Regions from separate parts of the Homo sapiens genome. Here region 2 is linked to region 1. The links are chromatin loops, found by intact Hi-C in ENCODE. Cell type or tissue: GM12878. All regions are shown on one strand. Links, peaks and the distances in the headings refer to the core of each region. The heading gives the core; the rest is flanking DNA. Region 1 has its middle 35 kb from the start of PPA2. Region 2 overlaps TBCK (TBC1 domain containing kinase).

Region 1 (12,248 bases), core at 4,598-8,597:
GCCCTATCTTCAGCCGCCTTAAACAAAACAATTATCAGCCAAGAATTTTATATCCAGTGAAACTAAGCTTCATAAATGAAGGAAAGATACAGTCTTCTTCAGACAAAAAAATGCTGAGAGAATTCGCCACTACCAAGCCACCACTACAAGAACTGCTAAAAGGAGCTCTAAATCTTGAAACAAGTCATGGAAACACATCGAAAGCATAAGTCTCACAGGACCTATAAAACAAAAATACACTTAAAAAAAAAGCAAGTTATACAGGCAACAAATAGCATGATGAATGGAATGGTACCTCACATCTCAATACTAATGTTGAAATGTAAATGGCCTAAATGCTCCACTTAAAAGATACAGATCGCAGAATGGGTAAGAATTTGCCAACCCAACTATCTGCTGCCTTCAAGAGACTCACCTAATACAAAGGACTCACATAAAGTGTGGAAAAAAGACATTCCATACAAATGGACACCAAAAGTGAGCAGAAGTAGCTATTCTTATATCAGACAAAACAAACTTTAAAGCAACAACAATTAAAAAAGACAAATAGGGACATTATACAATGACAAAAGACTTGTCCAACAGAAAAATGTCAGAATCCTAAATATATATGCACCTAACACTGGAGCGCCCAAGTTTATAAAACAATTACTACTGGACCTAAGTAATGGACCTAAGAATTACTTATAAGTAATTCCCTATAATTCCTTATAAGAATTACTTATAAGCAATTCCCTATAAGAATTCACTTATAAGTAACAATTACTATTGGACCTAAGACAATAACATAATAATAGTGGGGGACTACAATACTCCACTGACAGCACTAGACAGGTCACCAAGAAAGAAAGTCAACAAAGAAACAATGGATTTAAACTATACCCTGGAATAAATGGACTTAACAGATATTTAACAGAACATTCTACCCAACAAACACAGAATATACATTCTATTCTCGAATGCATGGAACTTTCTACAAGATAGACCATATGATAGGCCACAAAACAAGTCTCAATAAATTTAAGAAGATTGAAATTATACCAAGTACTCTCTCAGACAACAGTGGACTAAAACTGGAAATCAACTCCAAAAGGAACCCTCAAAACCATGCAAAGACATGGAAATTAAATAACCTGCTCCTGAATGATCATTGGGTAAAAAATGAAATTCAGATGGAAATTAAAAAATTATTTGAAGTGAACAATAATAGTGACATAACCTATCAAAACTTCTGGGATACAGCAAAGATTGTGCTAAGAGGAAAGTTCATAGCCTTAAATGCCTACATCAAAAAGTCTGAAAGAGCACAAATACACAATCTAAGGTCCCACCTGAGGAAACTAGAGAAACAAGAACAAACCCAAACCCAGCAGAAAAAGGAAATAACAAAAATCAAAGTAGAACGAAATGAAATTGACACACACAAAAAAATACAAAAGATAAATAAACAAAAAGCTGGTTCTTTGAAAAGATAAAAAAAATGATAGGCCATTAGCAAGAATAACCAAGAAAAGAAGAGAGAAAATCTAAATAAGCTCAATTAGAAATAAAATGGGAGATATTACAACCAACACCACTGAAATACAAAAGATCATTAAAGGCTACTATGAACATCTTTACACACATAAACTAGAAAACCTAGAGGAGGTGGATAAATTGCTGGAAAGATACAACCCTCCTAGCTTAAATCAGGAAGAATTAGATACCCTGAACAGACCAATAACAAGCAGAAAGATTGAAATGGTAATAAAAAAATTACCAACAAAAAATTTCAGGACCAGACAGATTCACAGCTGAATTCTACGAGACATTCAAAGAATTGGTACTGATCCTATTGACACTATTCCACAAGATGGGGAAAGAGGGAATCCTCCCTAAATCATTCTATGAAGCCAGTATCACCCTAATACCAAAACCAGGAAAGGACATAACCAAAAAAGAAAAATACAGACCAATATCCCTGATGAACATAGATGCAAAAATCCTTAACAAAATACTAGCTAACTGAATCCAACAACATATCAAAAAGATAATCCACCATGATCAAGTGGGTTTCATACCAGGGATGCAGGGATTGTTTAACATACACAAGTCAATAAATGTGGGGATTGTTTAACATACGCAAGTTAATAAATGTGATACACCACATAAACAGAATTAAAAGCAAAAATCACATGATCATCTCAATAGATGCAGAAAAAGCATTTGACAAAATCCAGCATCCCTTTTTGATTAAAACCCTCAAAAAAATTGGCATGCAAGGGACATATCTTAATGTAATAAAAGCCATCTATGACAAACCGACAGCCAACATAATATTTAAAGGGAAAAAGTTGAAAGCATTCCCTCTGAGAACAGGAACAAGACAAGGATGCCCACTTTCACCACTTCTCTTCAACATAGTACTGGAAGTCCTAGCCAGAGCAATCAGACAAGAAAAACAAATAAAGGGCATACAAATAGGTAAAAAGGAAGTCAAATTGTTGCTGTTTGCTGAGAACTCTAAAGACTCCTCCAAAAAGCTACTAGAACTGAAAAATGAATGCAGCAAACTTTCAGGATACAAAATTAATGTACACAAATCAGTAGCTCTGCTATACACCAACAGTGACTAAGCTGAGAATCAAATCAAGAACTCAACCACTTTTACAATAACTGCAAAAAAAAAAAAATACTTAGGAACACACCTAACCAAGGAGGTGAAAGACTTCAACAAGGAAAATTACAAAACACTGCTGAAAGAAATCATAGATGACACAAACAAATGGAAGCATATCCCATACTCGTGGAAGGGTAGAATCAATATTGTGAAAACAACCATACTGCCAAAAGCAATCTACAAATTCAGTGCAATTCCTATCAAAATACCACCATCATTCACAGAACTAGAAAAAACAATCCTAAAATTCATACAGAACTAAAAAAGAGCCCCCATAGCCAAGGCAAGACTAAGCAAAAAGAACAAAACTGGAGCCATCACATTATCTGATTTCAACCTATGCTATAAGGCCATAGTCACCCAAACAGCATGGCACTGGTATAAAAATAGGCACATAGGCCAATGGAACAGAATAGAGAACCCCGAAATAAACTCAAATACTTACTGTCAACTGATCCTTGACAAAGCAAACAAAAACATAAAGTGAGGAAAGGACCCTATTCAACAAATGGTGCTGGAATAATTGGCTAGCCACATGTAGGAGAATGCAGCTGGATCCCCATTTCTCACCTTATATAAAAATCAACTCAAGATGGATCAAGGACTTAAATCTAAGACCTGAAACTATGAAAATTCTAGAAGATAACCTCAGAAAAACCCTCCTAGACATTGGCTTAGGCAAGGATTTTATGACCAAGAACCCAAAAGCAAATGCAATAAAAATAAAGATAATTATCTGGGACTTAATTAAACTAAAGAGATTTTGCATGGCAAAAGGTACAGCCAGCAGAGTAAACAGACACTTGACACAGTGGGAGAAAATCTTTACAACCTATCCATCTGACAAAGGACTAATATCCAGAACTGATAACCAACTCAACTAAAAAAACAAGAAAAAAACAAACAACCCCATCAAAAAGTGGGCTAAGGATGTGAATAGACAATTCTCAAAAGAAGATATACAAATGGCCAACAAACATATGAAAAAATGCTCAACATTGCTAATGATCAGGGAAATGCAAATCAAAACCACAATGCAATACCACCTTACTCCTGCAAAAATGGCCATATTAAAAAACTCAAAAATTAATAGATGTTGGCGTGGATGCAGTGAAAAGGGAACACTTCTACACTATGGAAAACAATATGGAGATTCCTTAAAGAACTAAAAGTAGAACTACCATTTGATCCAGCAATCCCACTACTGGGTATCTACCCAGAGGAAAAGAAGTCATTATATGATAAAGATACTTGCACATGCATGTTTATAGCAGCACAATTCACAATTGCAAAAATGTAGAACCAACCTAAATGCCCATAAATCAACAAGTGGATAAAGAAACTGTGATATATATATATATATATATATATATATATATATATATATATATATATATACACACACACACACAATGGAATACTATTCAGCCATAAAAGGAATGAATTAATAGCATCGGCATCAACCTGGATGGGATTGGAGACTATTATTCTAAGTGAAGTAATTCAGGAATGGAAAGCCAAACATCATATGTTCTCACTCATAAGTAGGAGCTAAGCTATGAGGATTCAAAGGCATAAGAATGACACAACGGACTTTGGGGACTCAGGGGGCAAGGGTGGGAAGCGGGTGAGGGATAAAAGACTACAAATTAGGTTCAGTGTATACTGCTCAGGTGATGCTCAAAATCTCACAAATCATCACTAAAGAACTTACTCATGTATCCAAATACCACCTGTTCCCCAAAAAGCAATGAAACTAAAAAATTTAAATAAATGAATGAATAAATAAAAGATAAGGGAATAGGAGCTCAGGGAGTTAACAAAGTCAACCAAAGAAACCCACCTTCTAAGCAGCAGGAATGGGAATGAAACCCAGAGTGCTGAGTAACACAGCTGATGTCTCATCATGTTTACCCGACTACCTTCTTGGTGTATCCCTTTGAAGTCTAATAGGTACCTCAAACTGGACTGGACAAAATAGGACTCTTGATTTTTCTCTCTGCTCTCCAAATTCACTTCCCCACAGGTTTTCCCAATTTCAGTTATGACCTTATCCATCCAGCTGCTGAGGCTCCCAACTTGAGAGCCTCCTTAATTTCTTTTTGCCATACAACTCCCTCCGGTTAATCAGTAGATTCTACAGGCTCTATCTCTAAAATATACTGCCATTAATACTGCTCATCTAGCTCTTTTTGCTCTGATGATGGCAATAGCCTCTAAGATGGCCATCTAGTAGAATAAGCCTTAAAATAGTTACATCATATGCTGCTGAGAAGTCATGTCTTCTTAATAATTTATCCTCCACACAGAAGCCAAAGTGAGCTTCCCCTTTAGACATTTGTTGGAATTGAGTGAGGTGTCAGCCTCCATGGCCTTTGGCTGTAGCTTATGGGGGAGCACCCTGTTCTGTTCCCCAAGCAGAGGAGAGGAGAAACGTCCTAACACTCTATCAACTGTGGAAATAAATGAAGGGCACCCAAATGAGAAGTGAGGTTATTTACTTAGAGTTTTGCTATAGCAGATGTGTCAGCCACCATCATTTACATTTGGCAGAGACTCAAGGCAGACAGGCAGGAGAGTGGGAAACCTTTCAAGTATGCTGATTGAAACTGTTGGCCCAAGGAAACCAGAGGAAGGCAAACTAGAAGTGCAGCATTTTATGTGATTGGTTTGAGGAGTATATTTGGCTTTCTCTGGCTGGTCCTGAGTTGAAATAGGGCAAGAAGTAGAGAAGTGGCTGGGCGCCATGGCTCACACCTGTAATCCCAACACTGTGGGAGGCCGAGGTGGGCAGATCACTTCAGTGCAGGAGTTCTGGACCAGCCTGGGCAACATGGCAGAACCCCATCTCTACTAAAAAATAAATAAATAAATTAATTAATTAACCAGGCTCGAAGGGGCTAAAAATTAACCTCCATATACTCAGGAGTCTGGGGTAGGAGGATCACTTGAGCCTGGGAGATTGAGGCTACAGTGAGCCAAGATCATGCCACTACCCTCACAGCCTGGGCAACAGAGTGAGACCCTGTCTCAACAACAACAACAACAAATAGAGAAGCTGGCAGTCATTGATCAAGTCTTGACTGTTCTGACCAATTGCTACAGAGGTTGTGGTTTGGCTTTTCTGGCTGATTGTTGCAGACGTGAGTTAGAGTTCTTTTGACATATACAATCTGGCCATTATTTGTTTTCATATTCAGCCTTTATGATTTTTCCTGTAAAAAAGTCCTTTTTTGTCTTTATGAATCTTTAAGTCTCCCCTCATCAAGGTAGGCTGGGGACAAATCACCTGATTAATTTTTAGGCTGCCTCTTTTGAGTCACTCTTTAGTTATGGAGAGTATGATAAGTCTTTTTATAATTTGTGGATAATAAAACATTTTGTTCTCAAGTTTAGAGCCTCACTCAGAAACTGATAAAATAGTAGAAGCCCTATCATAACATCCTATTACATAAGTGTCAGTAAAGAGGACTCATTTGAGAAGTTTGGCAGCAAAAAGAGGAAGAGAAATTAAATAGTTATTAAATGAGCAATCAGGCAAACCAGAGGACCTCCCCAACCTTCCCCTCCTCTCTCCTGCCTTTCCCTCCTCTCCCCTCTCCTCCGCTCCCTTTCCCTGTCTTCCTCTCCTTTTCCTTCTCCTCCCTTTCCTTCCCCTCCCTTTTCTTCCCCTCCCTCTCCTCCCCCTCCCTTTCCTTCCCCTCCCTTCCCCTTCCCTCCCCTTCTTTTCTCCTTTTTATCCCCTAAGGCATAAGCCTTCACAATAAAATCCACACTCCTTAGCATGGCTAGATCCCTCAGGACTAGGTCCAACTTGTTCCTGCTCATCTCATTTGCTATGACTCCCAGACACAATTATATATTTCCACTACTAGTAGCTGCTGTGAAAAGCAGTGTAATATAGATGACAGAGAGACCAACATGCACCCAGATTAAAAGACTGCCTCAAAAATCTAGGATTGGTGGCCAGGCATGGTGCCTCACACCTATAATTCTAGTACTTTGGGAGGCCAAGGTGGGCCACTTGGGGTCAGGAGTTCAAAAGCAGCCTGGCCAACATGGTGAAACCCCATTTCTACTAAAAATACAAAAATTAACCAGGTGTGATGGTGGGTGCCTGTAATCCCAGCTACTTGGGAGGCTGAGGCAGGAGACTGCTTGAACCTGGGAGGTGGGGGCTGCAGTGAGCTGAGATCATGCCACTGCACTCCAGCCTGGGCGATAGAGCAAGACTCTGTATCAAAAAAAAAAAAAAAAAAAAAAAAAAAAGTCTAAGGTGGGCTGTTAAGAATATGAGCTAGCTTTATTCACAACAGCAGCAATTGCAACAATTTCCATTTTTTTCTATACAATAAAATAATAAAATTGTCCGTTTCTTTTTCAGCCTAACCTCTTACGAGAATGAAGTGAGAGAAAAAAATAACATCTTTAGTAAATTGTTGTAAATACTATACAGAAACAGAGCACTTCACTTGGAATTTCAAATAATAATTTCACTAATTGTCAGTGTTAGTGTTCTGAGTTCTGACTTTGAAATGAAAGGGGAGGCTGGATAAGAGGACATATGATGGCTGAGGAAAAAGGCAAGGCTATAATGAGACAATTTGGTAGGGCAAGGATGTATGCGTGTATCACATGGGCCAAGTGTGGACCACTTTGGCTGTCTTGCAAGGAACCGCTCAAGAAGACTTTCTGGAAATGTGAGATGACACAAACAGAGGGTCTCCTAAGAACTCACAAAACTATCCAATGAGAAAAAGTATCAGTTTTTTTTTTGTTTTGTTTTGTTTTTGTGGGCCAAATGGCAAAACTATACAAGTTAAATGGCAATGTTTCTACTTTCCATTTCTGTTCACTTCTACCATACCATCACTGTAAAAGTCACAAGTAGCATAGTGAGTAGGAGAGAAATGAACTAAATTTTCTTTTCCCCTCAAATTCAGATTTTTTTTATTTCTTTGTGTCAACCTTTATTTTTTGCCAAGACTTCTGAAATAATTGCTAAGAAAATTACCCTGCCTCTCCTCTGCCATAGATGATGACACTCTTGGTTAAATTATGAGTAAAGAAACCATCTATAAAATATTAAATGATTAATATTATAGATAAACAAGTACTAGCCCTTCCATTGAGTTGTAGTTCTAATGAAGCACTTCTCTTAAACTGTTATTCCACTTTCAGAAAACCACAAATTAACTTGAAATTTTGAACAAAGGCCTGTGATTGCTCACTGGACCATGGCTATCCCAGCAATTGGCCTCTACTGATACTAGAAAGGAAAAGAAACAAAACAAACAAACACAAAGGAACACTCTTCCAGAGTTCCATATGGAACCTTGGATCAGGTAGCCCGCCAGTCTTCTCATCTCTCTTACCTTCCACCATTTCCTGAACAGCAGGGCTCTCTGCTGCACCTCCTTCTGAATTCATTACCCATGCTTGTCTTTGTGAACTACTCTTCCCATTCTGTCCCTGGAACTTCTATCTCCATGTAAACACATCCTCTTACAACTTCAGATGTTCTAAAAAAAAAAAAATCTATCTGCTTTCCTTAACTGATCCTGGACATTTCTCATAGTTTCCATCTTCCTTCTGGTTTTTTCATATTGAAAACTCTTCATTCCCTCACTTGCCACATGCCCCAGAACTTGCTGGAATATTAGAACTTTTTCTTCCTCTCTTGCAATTTTTCACCATTATAGCTATTCTGTGTGCTGACCAATACAGTAGCCATTTGATACATGTGACTATTAAGCACTAGGAGTGTGACTAATCCGAATTGAGATCTGTTCTATGTGTAAAACCACCCCAAAGTTTGAAGACCTAGTGTGAAAAATAGAATGTAAAATATATCACAAACACTTTTATATTGATTATATGTTGATAATGATTTGGACATATTGAGTTAAATCAAATAGGAAATCAATTTCTTGTTTCTTTTTACTTTTTTAAAATGTCAGAATTAGAACAGTTTAGATTATATATGTAGCTCACATTATATTTCTATTATAAAGTAATAGGGATTACATAATTTTACAAAAAGAATAAAAACTTATGTGATTAGTTTTTTCATGTACTTTGTGCCTATTGTGTACCAGGCATTAATGTTGAGTCAATGAATAACATTCTTATGGTTTATGGAGCTTACATTATAATGAGGGAAGAGATCATATATAAACTACCACTACATGCAAAGTAAGTAGGATGTTGATACATGCTACGGAAAGTAGGGTAAAGAGAATAGGAAATGGAGATGAGGACATGGGCTTCTGTAATTAGGGATGGTCTCACTGGAAAGGTGGTAATTGAACAGAGAACTTCAAGAATTCAAAGAATAAGCTATGTGGGTGTTGGGGAAGAAATGCTTAGGTCAGAGAAAGTGCAAAGGACTTGAGAAGGACATAGGTGTGATGAGTGTAGCAACAGCAATGGGACAAACATCACTGGAATGGAGTAAGTGAGACAGGAATTATGAAGTAAGAGAGGTGGTATGTGAAACAGTGGGGACATGGAGGATCATATTATATTAGGCAGGGCCTGGTAGGGTATCGGAAGGCCTCTAGCTTTTATTCCTGATGAGATGAGAAACCAGTGGAGGATGTTGAGCAGAGGTGTGACATGCTCTCACTTAGATTTTAAAAGAATGGCTCTTGCTGTCATGTCGATAAGAGAGTAGTAGTAGGTAAGGGCTGATGAGAAAGCAACTATTGCAATAACACCGCAAGAACTGGAAGGTGGTTGGCTAGGATAGGTAGTAATGGAGTTGAATTCAGGATATATGTTGAAGATATAGGAACCTGGATTTGCTGGATATGGGAAGTGGGAAGAAAAAAAAGCCAAGGATGACTTCAAAGTGGTAGCTTGGGAGACTGACAGGATGAAGGGGCCATTTATTGAGAAGGAGCATGTTGTGGGAAGTACAGGAGGGAATCTGTATTTGGCCATCAATTTGAGGGGTAGAAACAAAGTGCTAACATTCAAAAGAAGGAAGGGGAAAACCTATCTCAGGGTGTCAGGAAGTGTTCTTAGAGTACATGACACTTTGAGCTATGCCTTAAAATACAGGTGAGGTTTTTCAAGGCAAGAAAGTAAGAAAGCAGTGTCCTGCCCCTTGAGCTAAGAAGAACACAGGCAAAGGAAATGGGAAAGCCCAGGCTGTTTGGAATGGTGATTCTTATGACTTGGTTGCAGCATATGATACATATAGGAAACTGCAGAGAAATCAGTTTGGAAAAGCATACTGTAACAAGATGGTGATAGCCTTATGTACTCAGTTAAAGGGTTTGGACTTGATTTGTTAGATAAGTAGTATACCCCGAAGAATTTTTAGCAAAGAAGGAAAATGATAATGTTGGTTTCTACTTCAAGAAGATAATAGTAAAATGTGGGTGGATATTTGGGGGGTATGTGGAGGGGGACGGAGAGCTTGAAAGCAGGAAGGCAATTAAGCAATTGTGCTGAACATTTTCTATTTGTTTCTCTAGATTCGCTTTCTATCCTTCTCTACCGTGCCTGGTGCTTCTAATGGCTAACTTTTATGGGCTATTTAAAGAGGCTAATTTTACCCTGTAATTTATTATTGATTTTGACCATAGGAAACACAGCAGGAGAAATGAGAGCAGGTAGAGAACCAGGCCAGAGTGATTATTATCCTGAGTCCTTCCCTGCCAGGAGTGTTACCTTGAAGGCCATAAGAAACTCCTATCAGGAACCTGGGGTCTGCTCTCTCTCTCTCTCTTTTGGCCCAGGGGCAAACAGGCTTCTTTGCTGTAACTAAAGCAGGATGCTTCACTGTCCCTTGTTAATTTGCCTTAACCCTGCTCATACCCCTGCAGAGTCCCTTCATAAAACTGTCCTCAGTGACCCTGTTTGAGCCTGACATCCATTTGCTACTATAACTCCATAGTTTACTTTTATTTCAAGTAAAAGAAATCAGAGAAGTCAGCAGTGGGACTAGCCAGTATGATAGATTCATGGCCATCTGGTGTCTAGAATTCTTTCGTCACACTAGTGCTGGCTTCCAAGATGGCTATTGGCACACTGACCATTACTACCACTCTATATGCAGCAGGAAGGAGGATGGAGGAGGGCAAAATGGGCTCAATTCCCAGTAGATTTCAAGAAGTCTTTCAGAAAGTCTTCTGTAACGTTTTTGTTTCCATCTTCACTGGAGTTCATGAGAGTTAAGTTCATTGGCAAAAACTTCATCACATGTGTATGCCTAGCTACAAGAGAGGCTAGGGAATGATTTTACTAGCTGGGTACCTTGCCATTCAAGATAAATTTGGGGTTCTATTATTAAGGAAGAACTGGAAAATAGTAGGTAGTTACAAGCCTCTGCCATAGGAGGCTAGTTAAATTATCCAGAAAAAATAGTACAGGTAACAAGGGCCTGAGAATGGGGAAAGGAGGAAAAGTGGATGATAGATATTATGAGATATGGACAAACTAGATCTTAATGATGAAAGGGGCCTTCTTAGCATTTGACAATATTTCACTTAAGCCTCTTCTAATCTAATAAAATATTTGTTTTACTGAATATATAACTTCCTGAAAGCTACCTGTTGAGGCAAAAGAAGTGTATTTAAGCAAGTCTGAAGAGAAGTGGCCAGGAAACAAAAAGATACTGGAAATTGTAATTTCAACAACTTTGGTGATGTTGAGTAAGTCTGGAGCCGAAGCAAAGGACAAAACTTGAGAGTTTTTCATTGACCTAAATAAGCTCACCAAAATGGAATGGTCACCATTCTTACAGGTATTGAATTGATTTTATGGATCCCTTTCAGCAAAACTCATCAGCTCCAAAAAAGGCAAAGTTCGGTGATACTAATAAGAATTAACAATTCCTGATGTGTCAAAGGTCTGAACCTAAGAGAAACAAGTTTCCTTGGCGAGCTGAGTATTAGGAAAAATAAAACGTTAATTTAGTCTCTTAAATTTTAATTGATACATAGCATTTTTCAAGATTTTTATGTTTGTTGATTGTACAAAATATGGAAATACTGTGTCTTCTCCCTGTGAGATTTTATATTCTTTGAGATACAAAACTGTATCTCTGAAAGCTAAGTTGGGTATACAATATGTACAATATGCTTGTACATATTTGAAACATATTTTCTTTTCAACGTCTTTTCAAAGTGATTGAGTTAATAACTAACAGAACACTGCTCTAGAGGTCATTATATAGGAAAAAAGAATCGAACTTTTAAATAATTGTGATCTATGTTTGTTCCTGGTTTCTAAAATAAGAAACAAATTTAGAAGTATATGAAAAAATGTAGCCACCTCACTTTTTCATTGCAATATATATTTTAACACAGTCATGGTGACTGGCTTTTTTTATGTAGTGGTAAACGTATATTCTAATCTAGTTTACCAAGTACTAGATTTGGCATTAGGATTCTTTTCTTTCCAAAGAAAACTACTGTCTCTAGATTTTTTGTTACATTTGACTTGTAATTTGCCAGATATAAGTTAGTCAAATTGTGCTTTATTCTTTTTTAAAAGAGAACATTCTAGGTTAGCTTCTCTTTGCTATCCATCACGCTTCTGTGTTGCTATTAGAAAATACATATATTTCCAGTGCTAG
Region 2 (4,000 bases), core at 1-4,000, 690 kb before region 1:
CCTGTTATGCCACCTTGGTCAGAAGCAGAATTCTTCCATAGATCTTGATGAAGCTAATTACAAAGACTAGTATAGGAGAAAGGCACTGTTAGCTAGTTGCTGAAATAATTTGAAGAAGATTCTTAATGACAGTTAGCTTTCATCAAAAAGGGAGAAGGTAATATTGATGTCGTGTCTTTAAAAGAGATGTTGAATAATAGCAATGAAACTAATTTTGCTGACTTTATTTTTTAATTTAAATTTAAATGAACAATTTATGTTTTATTGTTTTCTACAACCCTTACTCATTACAGTGAAGTCATATACCTTTGTACTTTTTCCTTTTTCCATTTATATTGTCCCTAGAAAAATGTATCTAAATGTCAGCCTATAAAAAATGATGATATGGTGGAGATGAGTGGGTTTTATTTCACATGTAGTACTTAGATTTTAATATACTTATAAAGTTCTTGACTGTCATCTTGATAGTATAAATACTCAATTGAGTGAAATGCAAAGACAATATGCACCTTTTACTCATAAATTCATAATTGCTAGGTGCTGAAATAATATTTATTTAAACTAACCCTGTAGGTAGTAAAGAAGTCTTTAATAGCAGCCTGTATTAACTCATAAAGTGAAATAAAATTAGTGCTTTTTCAGTAAATTATTGTTGATTTTTGATACTTGCTATTGACAAAGGAGATTTTTACTCTACTTTTATAAATTAAGGATGATTTGTCACTTCTAAAACCTTCTAAAATTTGAAAATGTATATGTCTATATGTGTGTATATAGAACGATATATACTATATATATAGCTATATATGTGTGTATGTATATATTTCTAGGTAGTAAACTTAGGAGAATAAATTTGTCAAATTATTAATAATGGTAATATTAGATCTTATTACTTTTAGTCTGTTATGAAGCATCCTGTTAATTAAGTGGTAACAAAAAGCACATGCTTCATAATACCTTTTATTGAGACATTTTGAACATTTAAAAAGTATCTAATTAATTCTTAAAAATACAATTAAGAGTACCTCAAAACTTATGAGGACTGTATTAGGGTTCTCTAGAGAAACAGAACCAATAGGAGATATATAAACATAGATAGAGGAGATTTATTATGAGTAATTGGCTCACACATTTATGGAGGCTGAGATATCCCACAATATGCTGTTTGAAAGCTGGATACCCAGGAAAGCCAGTGGTATAATTGAGAGTCTAGAGGTGTTTGTAATTCTGATTCCAAAGGTCTGAGAACCAGGAAGCTGGTGATACAAATCCCAGTCTAAAGGCAGGGGAAGATTAGATGAAATGTTCCGGCTCAAGCAGTGAGGTAGAAAAGAAGAGGCACATTCCTCCTTCCTCTACCTTTGTTTTGTTCAGGCTCTCAGTTGATTACATGATACCTACCCACACTGGAGAGGACAGTTTACTGAGTCCACTGATTCAAATGCTGATCTTATCTGGAAACACCATCACACACAAACACACACACACACACAAACACACACATTTAACCAGATACCTAGGTATCACCTGATGCAGTCAATTAACTAACACAAGGATCTTTAAAATCTCAGAAATATTCTGTACAAACCTGTAAAGTAAAATATACCCTTGAAATTAGTATACCAGCATTGCATTTGGATTAGCCATGGTCTTGAGTCTATCCTTTGGTGAAATAAAGACATTCTGTGAATAATCTTTGCCAAAAGAGTCATCTACATTTGTAATGTGGATAGTATCATTATATAAGAGTATTTGTAATAACTGTAATTACCTATGTTAAAAGAAAAACCTTTGACAAATTAAATTTAACAGAGTTTAATTGAGGAAAGACCAATTCATAAATTGGCAGCCCCCAAGCCAGAAGAGGTTCAGACACTCCAGCATAGCCACATGGTGGAAGATTTATGGACAGAAAAAGAAAAGTGACATACAGAAAACAAAAGTGAGGTACAGAAACAGCTAGATTGGTTACAGCTCAGCATTTGCTACAGTCTGTTTACACATCCAGTTAGATATGATTCACTATGTATGGAGAAATCTTTAGGCCGAACTTAAAACATTTAAGGAGGCAGCTTTAGGCTAAACTTAACACTACATTCTCTTTTATTTTAACCAATAAAGTAGACCAAAACATAGAACTTACATTTACCATTTAGTTTATTGGTAATCATTCTAATTATCTTTTTTATTTCCTTTTTATCCATTCCCTGTACCCCTTTTTCCACTCATAGCTCTATGCCATCCCTTGGTTTCTTACCATGTTTACTCGTAAGTATGACTTCCCCCGGTTTTTTTGATATTGTATTAGCAAAAGGACAGCCCGATGCCTCCCCATATTTTATATTTACAATAACATTGAGCAGATTTAGTAAGTATTTTTATGTGTTTCTAACATAATAGAGTTAGGTAGAAAAGAATTTCAGTTGTTCTGATCCCTGAATATCAAAGTGAGAATTCTATAAAATAAAAACCTATTGGACATTTCATGATATTTGTACAAACTCTGCCCCCCTTTGAAAAAAAATTAACTATAATATTTACATAAAGCTTATAAGGGCAACTATTACAATCAAATCAGGCTTAATTTTCAGAGATTCTTCAGTAACTTTTATTTTTTAAACTAGGATTCCTCTAGAAATTAAGCAGATTATGTGAATGCGTAATACTTTAATTTGCTACAAATATTAATAAAGTGGACATCCTTACTAATAAAATATGGTTTACATGGTAACTGTAATAATATTTGAAGTAGATATTTATGCAGTGGCCTGGAAGATATACATAGTATTGTTAATAAGAAAAAGGAAGTTACAAAAAATAGGAAGTTGCTCATAGGATTTTTGGTGGGAATTTATTAAAACAGTTGTTTAGAGAATATAATAGATACGTTATTTTACTGTACCTAAAACAACACTAAAGTTCATCTAGATAAATCTGTGAGAATAATATAACTGGAAAGTTCTGGGAAGAAATATTATGAATGGTTAATAGGGTTAAAAATATTATCTGTTTGATTATCAATTTTTTAAGATGCCTTAGGAAGCTATAAATTTTCAAAGCCAAATAAACATTTCATAAAAAGAGTTTGGTAGTATTAGCTCTGAAGTAATAGTTTTGACCATAAGGTAATAATTATAGAACTAGTAAAGTAAGTTGTTATTGTTTTAATTGTTATTTTGGTTTTTTAATTTATTTGTATTTTTATCGTTTTACAGATGTATTTCCACTACACAAAATTTTCCACCTCTGGGATACCTTACTACTTGGGAATTCCTCTTTCCCATTCTGTATTGGAGTAGCAATTCTTCAGCAGCTGCGGGACCGGCTTTTGGCTAATGGCTTTAATGAGTGTATTCTTCTCTTCTCCGATTTACCAGGTATAGATCTAAATAAATGGAGCCATTAAATGAAATTTGACTATGAAATAATGACACATTCTTAAGCCATTGGCAAAAATAACCATCCAGGCCTTCAGCATCTCTTCTGTTTGGGCCTCATCATCCTCTCTGGATTCTTTCTCTCATATACTGCTTCTTCTGCTGACCCAGCATTGTAAATACAAATCTGGGTCATACCCGCTCACTGTGATTTACTTCCATCTTGGTAATGCTACTAAATGGGTAAAATGCCAGGAAGTTGGGGGCAATATCATATTTGCTCTTTTGCTTAGGACAGGGGCTGTTTCTCTTCAGTGATGGAAAGTATAGAAAGGCCACTTGGGAAGGTGTTTAAGAATCTGTGTTTATAAAAAGATACAATTCACAAAACTTTGTTGCCTCCCAGCCAAAGCTGCTTGCTAACAATTTTACGATTTGACAAAAGGAAATACTGCCCTCTTGGGAGGACAAATCATCTATGTCATGCAATGCAGGAGAATATGTTAAGCTATATAGAGTATTCACAAGTAAGGAGTTTGTAAACCTAGGAGTTGAATGCTTAAATGTAGAAATATGGATAACTATAGTCTGAGCTTTGAAGCTATGGGTAAAAAGATGAAATT

The links. Hi-C counts contacts between places; a loop is a spot of excess contacts. Peaks named below come from ENCODE experiments on the same cell type or tissue, not always from the same donor. Only the 100,000 strongest peaks of a DNase experiment are listed, where the experiment ranks them.
Region 2: a loop joins it to region 1, with 3 times the contacts of the local background. A loop is called at or near these places in 1 of 110 quality-filtered maps.

What each region holds. Positions count from the first base shown.
Region 1 is chr4:105,503,421-105,515,668 of GRCh38, reverse strand. No RefSeq gene overlaps it. Among named protein-coding and RNA genes, the nearest start is that of PPA2, 35 kb to the right of the region's middle. In GM12878, for the core only: no CTCF peak of the experiment used is centred there; a DNase peak (open chromatin) is centred at 6,148.
Region 2 is chr4:106,192,986-106,196,985 of GRCh38, reverse strand. TBCK (TBC1 domain containing kinase) reads left to right here. Exons shown (of 26, transcript NM_001163435.3): 21 at 2,232-2,268; 22 at 3,216-3,377. Among named protein-coding and RNA genes, the nearest start is that of TBCK, 120 kb to the left of the region's middle. In GM12878, for the core only: no CTCF peak of the experiment used is centred there; no DNase peak of the experiment used is centred there.